2 separate regions of the Homo sapiens genome follow, and region 2 is linked to region 1. Evidence: chromatin loops called from intact Hi-C (ENCODE). Cell type or tissue: endothelial cell of umbilical vein. All regions are shown on one strand. Links, peaks and the distances in the headings refer to the core of each region. The heading gives the core; the rest is flanking DNA. Region 1 holds the start of LURAP1L-AS1 (LURAP1L antisense RNA 1). Region 2 overlaps MPDZ (multiple PDZ domain crumbs cell polarity complex component).

What was found. Hi-C counts contacts between places; a loop is a spot of excess contacts. Peaks named below come from ENCODE experiments on the same cell type or tissue, not always from the same donor. Only the 100,000 strongest peaks of a DNase experiment are listed, where the experiment ranks them.
Region 2: a loop joins it to region 1, with 11 times the contacts of the local background. A loop is called at or near these places in 2 of 110 quality-filtered maps.

What each region holds. Positions count from the first base shown.
Region 1 is chr9:12,811,061-12,819,404 of GRCh38, reverse strand. All of the region lies in intron 1 of LURAP1L (leucine rich adaptor protein 1 like), which reads right to left. It overlaps LURAP1L-AS1 (LURAP1L antisense RNA 1), which reads left to right and starts at 5,016. Exons shown (of 4, transcript NR_125775.1): 1 at 5,016-5,112. RefSeq lists an enhancer at 4,204-5,403. In endothelial cell of umbilical vein, for the core only: CTCF peaks have their summits at 4,581 and 4,783; a DNase peak (open chromatin) is centred at 4,784; H3K27ac peaks cover 2,636 bases.
Region 2 is chr9:13,264,221-13,272,564 of GRCh38, reverse strand. All of the region lies in intron 1 of MPDZ (multiple PDZ domain crumbs cell polarity complex component), which reads left to right. Among named protein-coding and RNA genes, the nearest start is that of MPDZ, 11 kb to the left of the region's middle. RefSeq lists a silencer at 6,061-6,355. In endothelial cell of umbilical vein, for the core only: no CTCF peak of the experiment used is centred there; DNase peaks (open chromatin) are centred at 2,784, 3,934, 4,634 and 6,194; H3K27ac peaks cover 4,561 bases.

The DNA.
Region 1 (8,344 bases), core at 288-8,287:
ATGAATAAACATTAGGAGAGATGGAATTTCCATTAATAACTGCAAGAGATGCAAGATTGTACAGGTTTCAAAAGAATAAAAATATATCTATGAATACAAAAAACATAAAGTACAATTTAAAATCCATTAATTTTGCTGGAATACTGAAGTGACTTGAGTCACTTCATCTTCTCTGAACAAAGCACTAAAAATAAATTGCACAGGAAGTAACAAAGAAAATTACTTTTCACTGAGACGTTCATGAACAGAAGGATGTGAACTTAGCCTTGAGAAGCCCCTCTATTTGTTGGGGTGTCTCAATAACCTTGCAATGACTTTATGTTGAGGAAGGAGGTTTCTGACAGTCTTTATGTTTAAATTCCTCCGCACACCCTATGAGCCAGGAAGACAATGGTCAAGTTACAAGTAATATAACAAACATTTATAAATCACCAACAATTTGCCTAGGTCCACTGAGCAGCCCAGAAAAATCAATATGAGTCAAACTTTTGCAAAATCATTCAGCAGGCATCTGTAGCTGATAAAACATGCTGGCCCCTTATAAGCCATGGCAGAATATCAATCTGACCATTTCCCAATAGCCACCCAAATAAATCACGGCTGCATTTATTCACATCTCCACCCTCTCCCATGAAAATGTTCCAGCCCATTCCCAGCTCTGGGCATGCTCCTCTGTCATTCCCCATTCTTGAAAAACTTCACTCTCTTCCTCTCCAAATACTCCCCATTCTTCAAGTCATACTTCTCTCGTCAAGCACTACTTGAGGGCTCCAGCCTCCTCTGCTGGCCTGCTTCACCACTACCGTCCTGTTAGCTTATCTCCTAACATAGCTTAACTTTGTACTGTCATATACTGCCAATGATTGTCTTTTAGCAATTTCAACTAGGCTGTGAGCTCCTTAAAGAAAGAAGCCATGTCTCACATTTCTTCCTTATCTTAAGGTCTGTACTAAGCATTGCTTGATTTTTGGAAATAGTCATAATTGGTTGATTTTTGGAAATAGCCATAATTTTAGGAACTGTGAAAGTTTAGCTCTTAAGACAGTAGTAATACACGTTCCTAACAACTATGCCACCAGGGGTTAAAACATACTTAGAATACATTTTTTGTCAGCAATTTTTCTCTGACTTACACAGTGGCTGCATCAAGTACAAGTTTTTCAGTTTTATTAAGCAGTAAGAAGAAAAGAGGAGTGGACTATGAAGTAACAAAAGCTTCCTTTGACCATGAAATGACTTATTTAAATAAGAAAATCTTTTTTTTTTTTTTTTTTAGTGGAAGCAAAACATTCACAGGCCATTGAACTACTGTTGGGGAAAAAAACGACACAAGCAAGTCAGTTAGAACGTGTTGATCTGGTTGATAATGATTATAGATTCAACTATGTCTAACCCTGTGTCCTCCCGGGAGAGAGTAAACAGCTTCCCACCGTGGGAGCGCTGGGCACGTCAGTTCACACGCTGGCAGGTCCATTACCAGGAGCTCCAGGCACAGAGAGTCCTGGGCTGGCCCAGCTGCTGCACTCTGCTTTCTCCAAGCACCAAGGTGCAGTTATGCTACCGATGACCCTTGAAAGTATGAGCAATTCACCAAACAACTAAATCACAATGACTCTTCTGTCTCTAGTAGCTGCCCCGCCTTTCCTCACTGTTATTCATTTCAGTCTTAATGAAGTCTAGCCATCAATTAAAAATAGAGTAGCCTTGCCCTTGCAGCATGAAACTGTGTGGTTCCTTCTGTTGGAGTCTTATAAGGTCCCTCAACTTGACTCTGAGGATACTGAGAGTTGAGATCTCCTAAAGGTCTGAGTTTAAATGTCACCTCCTAGGAGAAACTGATTCCTGATCAATCATAATATGCAATACCCATGCCTTGATTAATATTACATTTCCATGTATATTTCCTTCATCATATTTATGACTAGTTGAAATCATAATCTTTCTAATGGATTTACTTATTATTTTCTCTTCCCCCCATGAGCATGGAAGCACCACAGAGTGCTTGGGTCTTGATCTTTCCTGGTCACCACTCTATGCCAAAACCTGGAAGAGTATCTCACACAAGTAGGTGCTGAATTAGTACCTGTCCAACATCTGAATAAGAAACTTTGCTTCAGATTGGATTGTCTGTTGGAATCTCGGGTTTTGCTGTGGGTCAGTAATATGTGACTTGAGAGGGAAAAAAAAAGTAGCTTCGGGAAAGAACATTTCAATATTGAAGCGTTCCCAGCAGATAATGCCTTCTATTCCTTCTCCAGATTCAAACACCGAGTAACTGGTGTGAGGTTATTCCTAGCTTAAATTTACAGAATATGAGATAGTATCTCTAAAAGGAAGTGGACTTCAAGGTGTAAGTCACACTCCAAACATTATTCTATTTGTTCAGAGGTGATAACCGATACTAGCACAGCATGGGTGTTCTGTAAACACTTGGCAAAATGAACTGAACAAAGGGAACAAACAACCAGGACATGTACCAAAAAACAACAACGACAAAAATAAGGTTTAGACTGATCGGTCCAAAGGTCCAAAGAGATGTGGATGTCCTTTCCTCTTTTCCTCTTCACTTCCCCTCCTCTACTCTGGTCCTTACAGTTTATGTCATATGGTTCAGCTTCCTACTTAGTCTCTCAGGCTTCAGGATTATGATGTCACAGGTCTCTGTATTTTAGGGAGAATGTTGAGATTTCATGTCATTTTTTTGACAGGTGATGAACTGAGTCTATGGTAGAACTTGAAATGAGGAATCTTGAAGGAGAAAATATTCTTAACAGCAAACTTTCCCAGATATCTTTTTTTCTTCTAGAGTGCCATTTAAAAATTGAAAGAATACAAAGGTTATGCATTGGCACAATGGAATCTAAGAAAAAAATGCAGTCGGAGTTTTGGTTGCTAACCAAGTTGACTTCTTTGTGGTGTTGTATGAGGAACATGGTACTGACTCCAATCTGCCACTGCCACTATCTTCCTATTTGACCTTTGGGGAAAGTGGCTTGGCATACAGGACCTCAGTTTCCTTATACATGAAGAAAAATCAGGAGATTTCATTCCGAGCTGCAGTGAACCATGGGACTCAGTGAAGGTGGTAAAGTAGTTCTGTGAACAAAGACTAATCTTACCCAATAAGAAGACTGAATTCAACTGAGGCATCCACCTAACATATCTGCTTTTCATACTGAGATTTCGTTTCAGATATTTAATAACGTCTTATAACATTTCAGGCATTTAATGTTTAATTTAATAGGAAGAGTCTACAGATCAGATAATCCCAGGATTTCCTTCCATTTCGACATATTCTCTGATATTTTGCCATTCCTGTGGCCATTTGATTACGAAATTGTTTACGTTATGAGAAAATTATTCAGGCTATAGAGGAGACAGAAGAATCAATTCTGCTGCTCAGTAACTCCAGCAAAAGATGTAGCTGGTAAAAACTCATGGCTAAGGCTAGAAGTTTGGGTTTGATGTTAATTTGAGGTACTTTATCAGAAATTTTGTCATAATAATTTTTGCTCTCACCATTTGGGTTTGAATAAAAATCATTTTTGTATTCCACTCCAAGACAAACGTGCATATCATCTTTAATATGTCTATATATTAACTGAAATGTGCACATGAGCTGCTGAATATATCTTCCAAATAGGGACATTTTTTGCCTTTCTGGAGCCTTGGATAGCATCATATACTCAGGTTTCTCATAAAGCCCTCCTCCATTATTGTTACCCTTTTATTTATGAATGTCAACTAGTCAGATAAAAGCAGGCCACCTCCTAGTTATACATTTGTATGGTAAAATCCACAATATTCAAGATGTAAATCCCAACCATCCTGCAAGCTGTAATATGAATTAGAAGGAAGAAGGACTTCTTTGCAAGTCCATAGTCACATACATTGAAGGAAGAAAGATTAGACTTGCTTTTTAATGTGATGCTCTAACCCTAGTTTCTCATTAGGAGAAACTAATCATCGTTCTCTCTGATTTGTAGTTGGTGGAAGAGAGTTTAGTTCTGTCAGGGCCTCTTTTCTATCCACATTTATTTTAGAATATATTTTTAAAAGTCTATATAAACTGAAGAGCTGTTTAAAAGCACTTGGAGTATTGTTTTTCCAGCAATTTATTCCAGTTTGTTTGCTTGTTCCTTTTGCATAAGCTCCTTGTGTTCAAATTTGCCCTCTCTCCAAATTCAGGACATCCTCAATTTGATGATCACAGAAGATTTTCTGCCTACCCATCCTTAAAATTTCCAGCAGTGTTTTCAATATCTATACTTATAAATCACTCCTCTGTTTTCTCAGAAGATCCATAAAAATATTATCATCTTTTTGCAGCCTGAGAAGACACTGTACAACATTTCCACTCACTGTTTTTGGTTTGGAATGCTTCAGGTGAAAAGCCTACAATTATGCAAAAGTCAGTGCTGTTCCTTCCACCAAAGCTTTCTTTCACTTTCTCAGTCAGTTCAAAATTTACAACAAAATTTGTTTCTAACTGGGCAACAGAGGATTCCCTTTCACATCAGTCAGCTTTGTCTTCCTCCATTTTTGTTGTTTATATGTGGAACTGAACAATAACTGAAACAGTTCACTCTTTTCCCAGAACGTTATAGAAAAGTAATTTCCCCAAGGACTAAATTACATACATAAAAATACTGTCATCAGCACAGTGGACTGATTGATGTTGTTTTGATAAAGTAGAAAGCTGTATCTGGTGTATTTGAAAGGAGCACATGTGACTCCTGTGAATCATAAGCATAAATTCCGGCCACCAGGCCTGCTCGTGAGATCTGTACAGTTTCTGCTGGTGAGTCATCTGATTGCCAAAGTAATACATGCAGCTTTTCAGTATGATTTCATCAGATTCTAGGTCCAATTGATACTTAGATGCCTGTGATGTCAATTCCTTTTCCATAATCTAATACAGTGAAAACTGTTTCCCTGAATATTTTCAACATGAATGTGCAAAGAGTAATTTAGGCTGATGCAATCGGCTATAAATCACCTGAGCCGAGATTCATTTAGAATGATCTAATGAAAACATGGACTCCCCATATTCACAGCAGAGAAGTTTTTCACATTGAACACAGACCAGAGAAGTGTTTCCACTAATTTATAGTAAGTATTGTGCATGTGTGTCTTTTCAATTTAGAACTTAAGATATTCTTTTCACATGGTAGACCAGGGCATGTTAATGTGCTCCTCCGTGATCTGTAGTGGCCACAGTTACATTGTAAGGGAAGGACACAGGGTAGTGTGCCAGTAAATGTTTAACAAGCAGCTTCCTGGGAAAAATAAACATGCACACACACACATGCATGCATATATACTACAAAATATAATACAAATTGTGCTGATATAGAAGATGTATAACACACACTTGACAGATAATAATAAAATATACAGCACTTTTTATTGTCAATTCCATATAACCAACTGATTTCAGAGAATGTTTTATTTATTCTTGCTGAACTGTTGTATGTATAGCAAACTATGGACGCAGTTCAAACAAAATGTCACAAATACAGTTAATCTCAATTGATAATTCATTCCTCAATAATTGTTATTGTTACACCTGATATGTGATCCACTGTTAAATTATTTTTCACTTAGTGAAAACTATATTAATTAAACTGAAATTTGTTTCAGCCTCAGCATGGGTTATGTTGGAATTTTACTGGTTCATCAATGATGTCAGCAATTTCTTCACTGAATTGAATAACAGTTTTCAAATACATGGAGAATATTTCCTTTTTTTGGCACTATTGGAAATGTAATAACTAGGGACATGCCACAAATTTCAATTTCAATCTGCAGTATTAAAATTTTCTCTATCACTTAAGTCTAGACAACCAATAAAATAAAAATCAAGTTCTGCTTTATAGTGTTTTTAAATTTCTGTAGCATAAATACTCCTACATGGCCAATTTGAATCTGTCTATAGAATGTCCTTAAACATAAACATGGGATTGATAAGAGATACTCGGTACTAGAGCATATACGGTATTTTCACCCTGTGAATAAAATAGATGTTTTAAAAACCTCAAAAAATCATGAAAGTAAAATGTAGTAAAATAATTAGGATGCCATGAATTTTGAGTATTTATTACCTTTGTTTTAAATTATAGGTTTATATAAATACTTAACTAGTAGGTTTATATAAATACTTTAAATTTTAATAATGTCTGTGATTGGCAACTAGTTCACAAAACTCCTGAAAATTTAACAAAAAGCTCACACATCTCAGTAGATATTAGCTTCAGTGTACCATTGAGGAGGTACGGAATGAAGGCTTTACTTAATTGATTGCATTTTGTAATAAGCAGATTAGAGACTTGCATTTTACCCCTTAGGGCTTTTATTTTTCTAGACGTAATTAAAATCTGAAGGTAATCTTATCTTTTCCATTGAATAAAATTTGAGATAGATGTAAAATATTTATACCAAAGTTTTTAGTGTCTTTTCTGGAAAGATTTCAAAAACTGAATATAAATGACTCAGCATTGTTGAGACATGAAATATACTGAAAAAGGGAATAAGCCAGGTATCTAAACTCAGTTGAACATTTATGCTTTTGTATTATAATAATTTTTGATGGCTATATTTCTAAAATAAGAGGCCACTGTTATAAACAGTAGGCTTTATAATGCAGAGTTGTTCAGCAATGCATTTGAAGATTGTTGAGGAGATAGGACTGTAATCTCTATTTTTACATGATTCCTGACATCTTTTCTACTCAAATGCTTTATCTTCTCTTTTAGTAATTTCTTGATACTATAATTAAATCTGTTTGCCGTGGATCTTATGCCCCATATTTCTTCTTCATTCTCCCAATTCTATTTCCTACACGCTATGTGCAGCCCAGTAGTGCTTTAGTAAACTTACTTTGTAAAATTTTTTGTAGGGGAGAACTGACTTGAAAAGAAAAGTGATCTCTGTATTTCTTACAAAGGCAACAGAGAGTGAGTAAAAATAAGTGAGGAAGCAATCTCTGCAACAGAATAAAATGGATGGGCGCTGCTCCTAGAGCAGAGATCTTCAACCTTGAATGTACCTATGGATCAAATCTTGTTAAAATTTAAATTTTGCTCACCAGTTTTATGATTCTGTACTTCTAACAAGTTCCCAGTTGTTACCAATTGTGGTAGGCAGTCTCAAAGATATCTCCCAATAACCACCCTCTTCTGGTATCTACATCCTTACGTAGTTCCCTATCCTGGTATCGGATGGGCCTATTGACTTATTTCTAAATAATAGACTATGGCAAAAATGATGAGGTGTCATTTCTGAGAAAAGGTTACAAAAAGATTGTGGCTTCTGCCTTGGGCACACTCTCTCAAATGCTTGCTCTGAATGAAGCCATCTACAATGCTGTGAACTGCCCCTTGTGAGATGCATAAAGTAAGGAACTGAGATCTCTGGACAACAGCTAGCAAGGACATAGACCTGTCGACTGCTACTGGCCATGTGATTGAGCTGGGAAGTGGATCCTCCCTGGATCGAGCCTTGAGATGACTGCAGCCTCATCAAGGCACCTTGATGGCAGATTTGTGAGAGACCCCGATCCAGGGGCCTTCACTTGATCTGTGCCCAGACTCCCTAATATAGAACTGTGAGATAATACATGTTTGCTGTTTTAAGTTGTTAAGATTTGGGATATTTGTTATGCAGCTTGAATAACTAATACACCAATGCTGTTGGTATATAGACCACACTTTAGCAAGGTCCTAGAGATCTTTCCACTTGTGGATAATTTTGTTGATAGACGCTGAATCACTGTCTGTGGCATGATACTTTACCAGTACATTGCTTTGTAGTTTGAATAAAAGGAACAAATAGAGTAAGTAGTTAAATACTTGTTAACAAAAACAAAAAATGTTCAAGGAAACTGAAGGTGATTATTGAAAGAGCCATTCGCATCTACAGGAGGACAGCTTTTCTTTCCCCTAAGAGAAATTGATTTCTTACCCTGAAGGAGAAATGACAGATGATTTATGTTTGATAATTAATGACAAAAATGATGCTTTCAACATATTTCACTTATAAATTATATCCCCTATAACCTGAGGGTCATGAAAGTAGGGTATACATTGATAAGATAATAGACTAAACTTAGATAATAACATTCAGATATAATTTAAAGAGCTTAAAATGCAGCGAGATTAACTAAACTGAAACTACTAAATTTTCAATATTGACAACTTTATTAAGTTGCAATCTTGCTTTTCAGAATTCCTCATTTAATTTCAAAATGTGCTTTGAGTTGGCCTCAGTAGGAGAAAAAGAGGAGGTGATTAGGATGGTAATAAAAGTTACTTAGGTTTATTGAGTTTCCTTCTAGGAGTTAATT
Region 2 (8,344 bases), core at 255-8,254, 450 kb before region 1:
TTTGGGATTACAGGGGCCTCATCGATATGATTCAGTGGAGTGTTGTCTGACCCTTCCAACCCTTTCCCATCACATTCACAGTTTTCTGGGCTAGGAAATGCAGTTATCCTATGCTGTTTTACAAAACTATAGCATTGGAATGGCTCTTCATTCTGATTTAATCTATTGAATATATATCGGGTTAGACTAAGTCACAAAGTATTTTTAGCTCTTTGGCTGAGGGAGGAAAATGAGAAGAAATAGCCCTGGGGCCTGGGTTATTGCTCCCTAGCTAGCTTCATTAAGATGTTCAGTGAACATCTGTTGGATGCTAAAGTCAACCTATTCAGCCCCTATCCTTTTCTCAAGGAGGTGGGAGGGAGTGTTTAACTGTTTTATTGTGGTATAAGTTATAATTGTTTAACTGTTTTATTGTGGTATAAGTCATAATTGACAATAAACTACACATATTGAGAGTGTACAATTTGTTGAATTTTGGCTGTTTTGAAGCTATCCCCCACAATCAAGATAGTGAACATATCCATCACCCCCGAAAGTTTCCTCATGCATCTTGGTAGTCCTTTCCTCTACCCACCCCTCCCATCTCCAAGTAAACTACTCATTTGCTTTATGTCACTGTAGATTAGTTTGCGTTCTCTAGAGCTTTAAATACATGGAATCATACAGTATGTTCTCTTTTGTCTGACTTCTTTCACTATGTGATTATTTTGGGATTCATCCATGTTGCCTGTATTCATAGTTCAGTACTGGTCATTGCTGAGTAGTAGTCATTGCATGGATATACCATTAAAGAGTTTTTAAGTCATTTAGAACTCTCCTGCACTTCCGTTGTCTTATGGTGCGTATTCATTCTTGGTTTTGTGAGGGAGGAAAAATTTTACTCTTTGAGGTTCTATAAGTGAGGCCTGTGAATTAAAACTAACAGAACACAGATTAACATTTAATTGATGTTTTTAATTTCATATTCATGGGGGCTACGCAGAAAAGAAGAGACCCAAAGAAGAGGATAGATTTGGGGTTTTTGCATCATTTTCATGATAAAAGTTGTTCTCACTGGTAAGGGAGAGATGATCATCTTTACAAACGGACATTTCTGTCACATTTACAAAGGGAATTTTGTGTTCTACTTTTACACAGAAAGGGCCAGGGGAGAGAGTGCTCCTGTCTTCCGTTTCCTATTTGCCTTCAGTTCAAAATAATACTGATGCCAAAGTAGCATATTTTGGAGTGGCATGTTCTGATCCCCTTTGGATTCAACTGTGTGAGTCCGACTTTTGTATTTGATGGTGTTTCTCAGTCTTCTTAAATTCATGCCCCATTTTGATAAACATAACATAGAAAATTTAAAGGCCCTTATTTAAATGTTGGAGCTACAAAATATGTAAGTCAATAGTTTAAAAAATACTACCGGTAATTGTAAAAAAGATTTAAAAATATTTAATTTTGAAAGATAGGAGATGATTAAGTAAAAAGTCAGGAGATTATTGAGGCTTTCCATAAACTTTTGTATCCTACCGTATGAAGAGTTTAAGCACAGCACAGTAGTTTCAGTATTGAACCCAATGCTTTATTTTGACTGCTTGCTAAATATTCCTCACCCACTTGCATGTTTTCTGTAATTCTTACCATGTTTGATAGATCTGTCACTCCTGTGACAAATGTATATGACAGTCATATAGTGAATTGGATAACAAAGGAGTAATTTGGTGCTGAAATTATTCAAATAATTGCCATTCTGTATATGTTACAATTCAGATCATCAAACACCCCAAGAGTTGGAGAGGGGAAGATCTGCATCATTCTAGATCAGCTCTGGCCAATGGAAATATCATGTGAGCCACATATGTAATTTTAAGTTGTCTGTAGCCACAGTGAAGAAAAAAGCAGAAGTAGGTGAAATTAATTTTAATAATATATTTTGTTTAACCCAGTTTCTTCAAATTATTCTTTCAAAATATAATCAGTGTAAACATTGTTGAGATATTTTACTTTCTTAAAAAAAAAAAAAAGCTCTCCAAAATATGCCATGTCTTTTACCCATGTCTTTTATCATATTGCCTTTAGAACTAGCCAAGGTGTAAGTGCCCAGTAGTGTGTTTCAGTGTGGCTCCTGGCTACTGTGTTGGTCAACACAGCTTTAGCTCATGCAGCTAAGCTATAAGGTCAGATGAAATCAAGAAATAAGATGTCTTCATTCTGTTATGAAAACCTGTTATGTTGGCTGGAACCACTCAGCCTTTTTTGGGTCATTTGTAATGTTTATATATTGTCTGTACCTTCTGATCACTTAATTGAAGTGACGAACAAAATAAATAAAACAACATTTAAAGCAGATGTCCTTTCTGGATTATTACGAAAGTAAAAGTTGGTTTGTGCTCTTAATATTAATGTTTAGTCTTTTGAGTGCCAGAGTAAAAAGCAGTTAATGGAGGCATTTAAATAGTAGATGAGTTAATTAAGAAGCAAATAGTCACGTTCATTGAAAGAATAAGCCCTTTTAAAATGCTTTCATGGAGAAAATATCACTTGTCAAGATAACCCCAATGAATCCTATAGAATTACATATGGTAACTAAATAGTGTAGCTTGTTACATTATCTGTGAATTAGTAATTAGGAGATCGAATTGCTGCATGCTTATTTATCTTATATGGCTAAGGTACGTGTTCAGATAGGTTCATAGTAATTTGGATTTCTTCATGCAATTTTCCCTTATCTGAACTACCTGGAATCTTGCCAGCAAGATGTAAATTGTCATTTCTTGCTGAATTTTCTTAGTGTATTCTCAGCAGTGTGGACTACCAATGACTGACAAGCTTATCAGCGGATTTAGACAGTAACATCTCTTTGCTGGCAGAGGACTACAGGGTTCTCTCTAGGAATTCTTTGGTACAGATTATGAAAAATACTTCTTTTATTGTGAACAGATTTTATTTTTTTCTTGTTTGTATGCATGTTCAATTAACAGAAGCACTAGAGGTACATTTGTTTTGGTTTAGTATGGAGCTGAATAAGAAAGGATCATGGCAAATTTTATTTTTTTAGATAATATGCTCCTCTCTATATGTACACTATTTCATCTTGGAGCTTGCAGGAATGTTATTGATTCCACTAGGATTTTTAATTTATCTCACAGCCATTACTTCTGGTGCTGGGGATATAGCCCTGAGAGAAAAAGGAAACAACAGCAACACAAAACTTCCTACCTTCATGAAATTAAAATTCAATTATTTCCTGTTTTCTAGAGGCATTTCAAACTCAGTATGTCCAAAAGGAATATAACCATATTTCTCTTTCCTCTAAAACCATATATTTATCTTTCTGCTGTTCTTTTGGCTAAATGATGTCCTGATAGTTCTAGTTTCCCAGATTAAAATCACTGGGAGAGTTGACCTCTGTTTGTCTCACTCATTCACCCCTCCTGGCCCTAACAGTTACCAACTGGTCACTGAGTCCTTTTGATTGCCTCTAATGAATGAGTCTGTATCTTTTCTTTTTTTTCTTGCCATTACCTTCATCTAGGCTCTCATCTTTTTCTATGAGGTTTTTTTAACAACCTAACATCTGGTTGTATTATCATTAGTTCTTTTCCCTCTTTGGTGGAATATTTACACTATTGCAAGAATTGTTTTATCAGAAAATAAATTTTCTCTATCCCTGTAATCCCTGTACCCTCCAAACTCCCTCCCCAATGTCCCTGCATGGTCCAGCATGCCTGCAGGGCAAAGCCCCAGTGAGGCCATGGAAACATTACCTTCCTAGCTCCTGTCATTCTGGACCCAAGTACTGCAGCCTCACTGTCATCAAATTATCTGGGTTCTTTATGGTTTTGTTGCCTTAGCAGATGTCCTTCCCTTAGTGAGAAATGCCTTTCCCTTTACTGCTCTCCTCCACACTCTCCTTATCGGCTCATACTTCGAGATGATTCATGTGTCATATCTCTTACAAATTCTTTCTGACTCACGTTGGCAGTATTGAATTCCTCTGTACTCGGAACTTTACCTATCACGTTGCCGTATAATTACTTACCGTTTTCCACTAAATTGGGAGCTCAGAAGTTAGATAGTTATCCTCATTCTTCTTTTGTCATATGCTTCAGTGACAGAGGTGGATAAAGACTTGGGGGCCTGAAGTATATGGAATTTGGGGTGGTTGTCTGAAAAATAATAGAAAATTATAAATACAAAATTAGATATAAAAAATTTATTTGAATAAGAATTGAAGGATCCTATGCAAGTACCTTCATGCTAAATCTTTCTATACACATGCTAAATCTTCCTATACACATGGCTAGGAATATGTAAGTGCTCACTTAATACTTGATGAATTGGTGTGGTTTTTTGGGATGTATTATAAGTACCATCTGTATATCTAGATCTCTCTCTCTCTATGTGTGTATATATATATATATATAATTTTCCTTTTGCTGTTCATTTTTTAAAATTGAAACATGATTAATTAGCCATTCTGATGCTAATACTGTTGCTAATAATAAATGTCTAATGCTTCCATGCTTCTTCCCATTTCCAAACACTTTTGAATACCTTATCTTACAGGATTTTGACAACTGAGTCACAAGGAAAGTGACTCAGACTTAATGACTCTGTGTTTTGCTACTTTGTGCGTGAAGGAAAAGGGAGCTGAAGTTCTTCCTTTGAGATCAGATTTCACTTTGGTGGGAGAAATGACAGTTCTTCCTGTGCGTCTGTAACCTCAGTCAGCACCACTTTGCTCTATATTCTGTTAGCCTGGTGAATGCTAAGGAATTTTCTGAGAGTTTTCCAAATCATCTCAGTGCCATTCCATCTTTCCATCCCTTCTCCCTTTCAGCTTCCTCAATTATTTCTTCTTCCTTTCCTCCCCTGTTACTTGTGTCTTGCCATACATCAAACACATTCTTCTCCATGTCTTTTCTCAGATAAATTGATACTTTTAAGTGTCATTACTTTGAATAAGCTGAATTTTGTAGTTTGCAATTTTCAAATTCATTTCTGCTTCTTGGAAGTACTATGGGGTGTGTCTTGGGATCCTGAGTAGTGTAAAAAGTACACATAATTTTCAGCAATGGAAAAGAAGATATCATAAAGCTCTGTACTTTACAGCATAGGTAAGACAGCTCTATTACTTAAAAGCTTCATGAAGGAGAAAACACTATCTTTCTGAACCTCAATTTTCTTGTCTGAAAATGAGGGTATAAAGTATGGAGCTCTTGGTAGGATTAAAGGAAATGCATATTTGTAAAGGACATAGGTTTTGTTTAAGAAAACAGGGATATTTGGAAGCTATTATAAACAAATGGTTTCATTTCAAACAGTAAAACTGACGCCAATTTCATTGCCTAAAAAATTTACTTATGTAGCCTATTTTATTTTCTGGGAAAGTCATTATTATAACATGCGATAGCAGTCAATTCTTAAATGCAATTTTATTATTAGTTGTTATTGAATAGCATTTTTAAGAACCCCAAATAATAGATTGTTGCTTTAAATTGTGTATTGCAACCAAGCCTACATTTTAGACATTCCAGTGATGAATATATATTTGGAAAGTTTTGCCTCTTGGAGTATTTGGTGGTGGGTATATTCCTGAGGAATAAAGTTGCCTTTTTACATCAGCGAAATGATATGGAAAGTTAGTTTGTTACTTAGCGACTCTAGTCAGGGTAGACATCCCTCTAATTAAGGCTTTTAAGCCTTTGTCCTTCTTAATTCCTTCCTCCTCCTTCTCTTTCTCTGCCCCCAAATCCTTGAGTAGCTGAATGAGATTACTTTTGCATGAAACTATTCAGATAGTTATTGACATTTCATTATATAGACTTTTCAGTACCCCACATAATAATGGCTGAAGAAATATGATTGCTTAATAAAAGGTCTGAGTTAGGGAGCCTTGGAAAAGTTATAGTATTTTCTTTGACTCTCTACTGAATCTATTAAATGTGGTCTTAACAAGTTATGTGTTTGGAAAGAGTAAAAGCTTACAAAATTTTCTTACATCTTCAAATAATTAAGATTGATAATTGAAAAAAAATTGTTGATTTCTTCTGTCTGCTGAATTTAAGGGTTCTGAATTGCTAAATACTCCACCAAAAGTATTGCAAAGAATGGGCCAAGAGAAGGAGAAAGAGAATGTGATTGTTCACAAGCCCTTCTCAGTACATGCATCTGTGGTACTTCTCCGTGCAGAGTTGGAACTAAACCAACAGGAGTCAAACCACTAGTCACCACAAGCACAGTACAGGAGAGAAAAACAACCACATTAAATATTATTCCAAAATGCTGTTTTCTTCCCAGAGGACTTCCGATGAGAAATTTGAGCCTGCTCTTTCCTGAGTGAAGTTTGTAAACTTTGTTCCTGTCCACATTCAGCAAAGGGAAATCATGAAAGCCACTGACTGAATTTAGGAGGCGCTGATGGTTGGGGAAGGATAAAAATATCTAATTATGTATAGTACTTATAGCTCAGTGATACCTAAGGAGTTTATGCAATATACAACACTCTTCATAATTTTTGTAGAAAAGATTCCAGGACGGGAGAAGCCATTTGAAATGGTAATAGAGAAATTGTGGAAGTAGAGTTATTTTAAGAGTTGGGAAAGTCCTAGAAAATGATCTTGGGAGAATATATAAACCTGAAGTTGGATGGGGAGGTATGTTGAAGCAGCATGATTGTAATACTATGGTCTTCTCTCCTACCTCCTAGTTCCACAGTTTTGTCTGTATTGGAAATATCGTCTCCATCCTTTAACACTTTCCCCTGAGGAGCCACTCAGTCACAACTGACAAGCCACCTATTGTTCTGCCCCAGTGTCATCGAGATCTCACAAAGTCAATGAAAATCCTGTCCCTGAGAGGGCAGCTGAGAAATGGCAGACATGTTTTGTACTATCACCTCCGACAGCAGTTGGTAGGTTCTAACAGAGACCAGCTGCCAACTATATTTCTGGGTCCCATGGGTATGCTTTTGAGTACCAAATGCTTTCTTTTCTTCTTTTCTTTTTGAGATGGAGTTTCGCTCTTGTTGCCTGGGCTGGAGTGCAATGGTGCAATCTCGGCTTACCGCAGCCTCTGCCTTCCAGGTTCAAGTGATTCTGCTGCCTCAGCCTCCCCAGTAGTTGGGATTACAGGCATGCGCCACCACACCTGGCTAATTTTGTATTGTTAGTAGAGACTGGATTTCTCCATATTGGTCAGGCTTTTCTTGAACTCCCGACCTCAGGTGATCTGACCGCCTCAGCGTCCCAAAGTGCTGGGATGACAGGTGAGAGCCCAAATGCACGGTCGACCTGCCCAGGACACAGTCGACCTGGGCTCATTGAATTGCCTCATTCCAGGCAGGCAAAAGAGCAGGAGGTAAGAGCCTGAAGTAATTTCCCTGGAGAATTTGTTGCCAGTGTAGGAACTGCACTGAAGAATTCTGTGGCACAAAGTTAAGTCTTCTGCATGTTTTAGATTTCCCCCAAGAAAATAATGTGGCTACAGTGAGTGCTTTATGGGCAGCCTCTGGAGTTTGGCATTGACACATTGTTGTGTTCACCTGCAAGGGCAGCTCTTGGAAGAATCCCCCTGCCTGGTTCTATGCAAGAAATATGCCTGGCATCTTGTGTCTTGGCCCTTAACACTGAAAATGTGGTACAAATAGGGGCAATCTGCCCAACAACCTGCATTCCTTTGGGTCTAACTAAGGAGTGAGAGAACAGAAGAGGCCAAATCTTAATTCTCAGAACTTAAATCTTTCCCCTCAGTCACCATGTTTGGTGTGAGTTAACAGTTTGAGGGGAGGGTCCCCTGTCCAATAGAGATACATTAAGGAACATTATGAATGAAAAGTATGTAAAATGGATGTTCAGAGAGAAGGTGTTAGAATCCATAGTTCCCTAATGTGTATTTTGGACTCTTTTTTTTTTTTTTTTTAAATTATGGGTGAGGGTTAATGGGGAAGGAAATAAATATAATGCAATGGGCTATAAACGATTGGTTTAAACATTTTTAGAAAAGGAAAGTCAGACCTTTCAGAGGGTCGGTTGAGTTAGTCCAGCAGTCCAGGGTTCTGATCCCAGACACACCACTGATTTGTTATGTAATCAAACCTCAGTGAGCTTTAGCTTCTCTCTGACCTATATGTTTTTTGACGCTCCTTTCAACTTTAAAATTAACTTTATAGTCGAGCGTAAGCAGTAAATAAGGGTATTTAACTCAAAGTATCATAAAATATATATAATTCTGGAAGTGGATATGAATCTGCTAATATTCTTTATAAAAGTTGTGTATCTATGTGTTTTAGGAAATCTGCAGGTAAAGTAAGAATGTATATACTGTTTGAAAGATCATTTTGCCTCAGACCAACCAT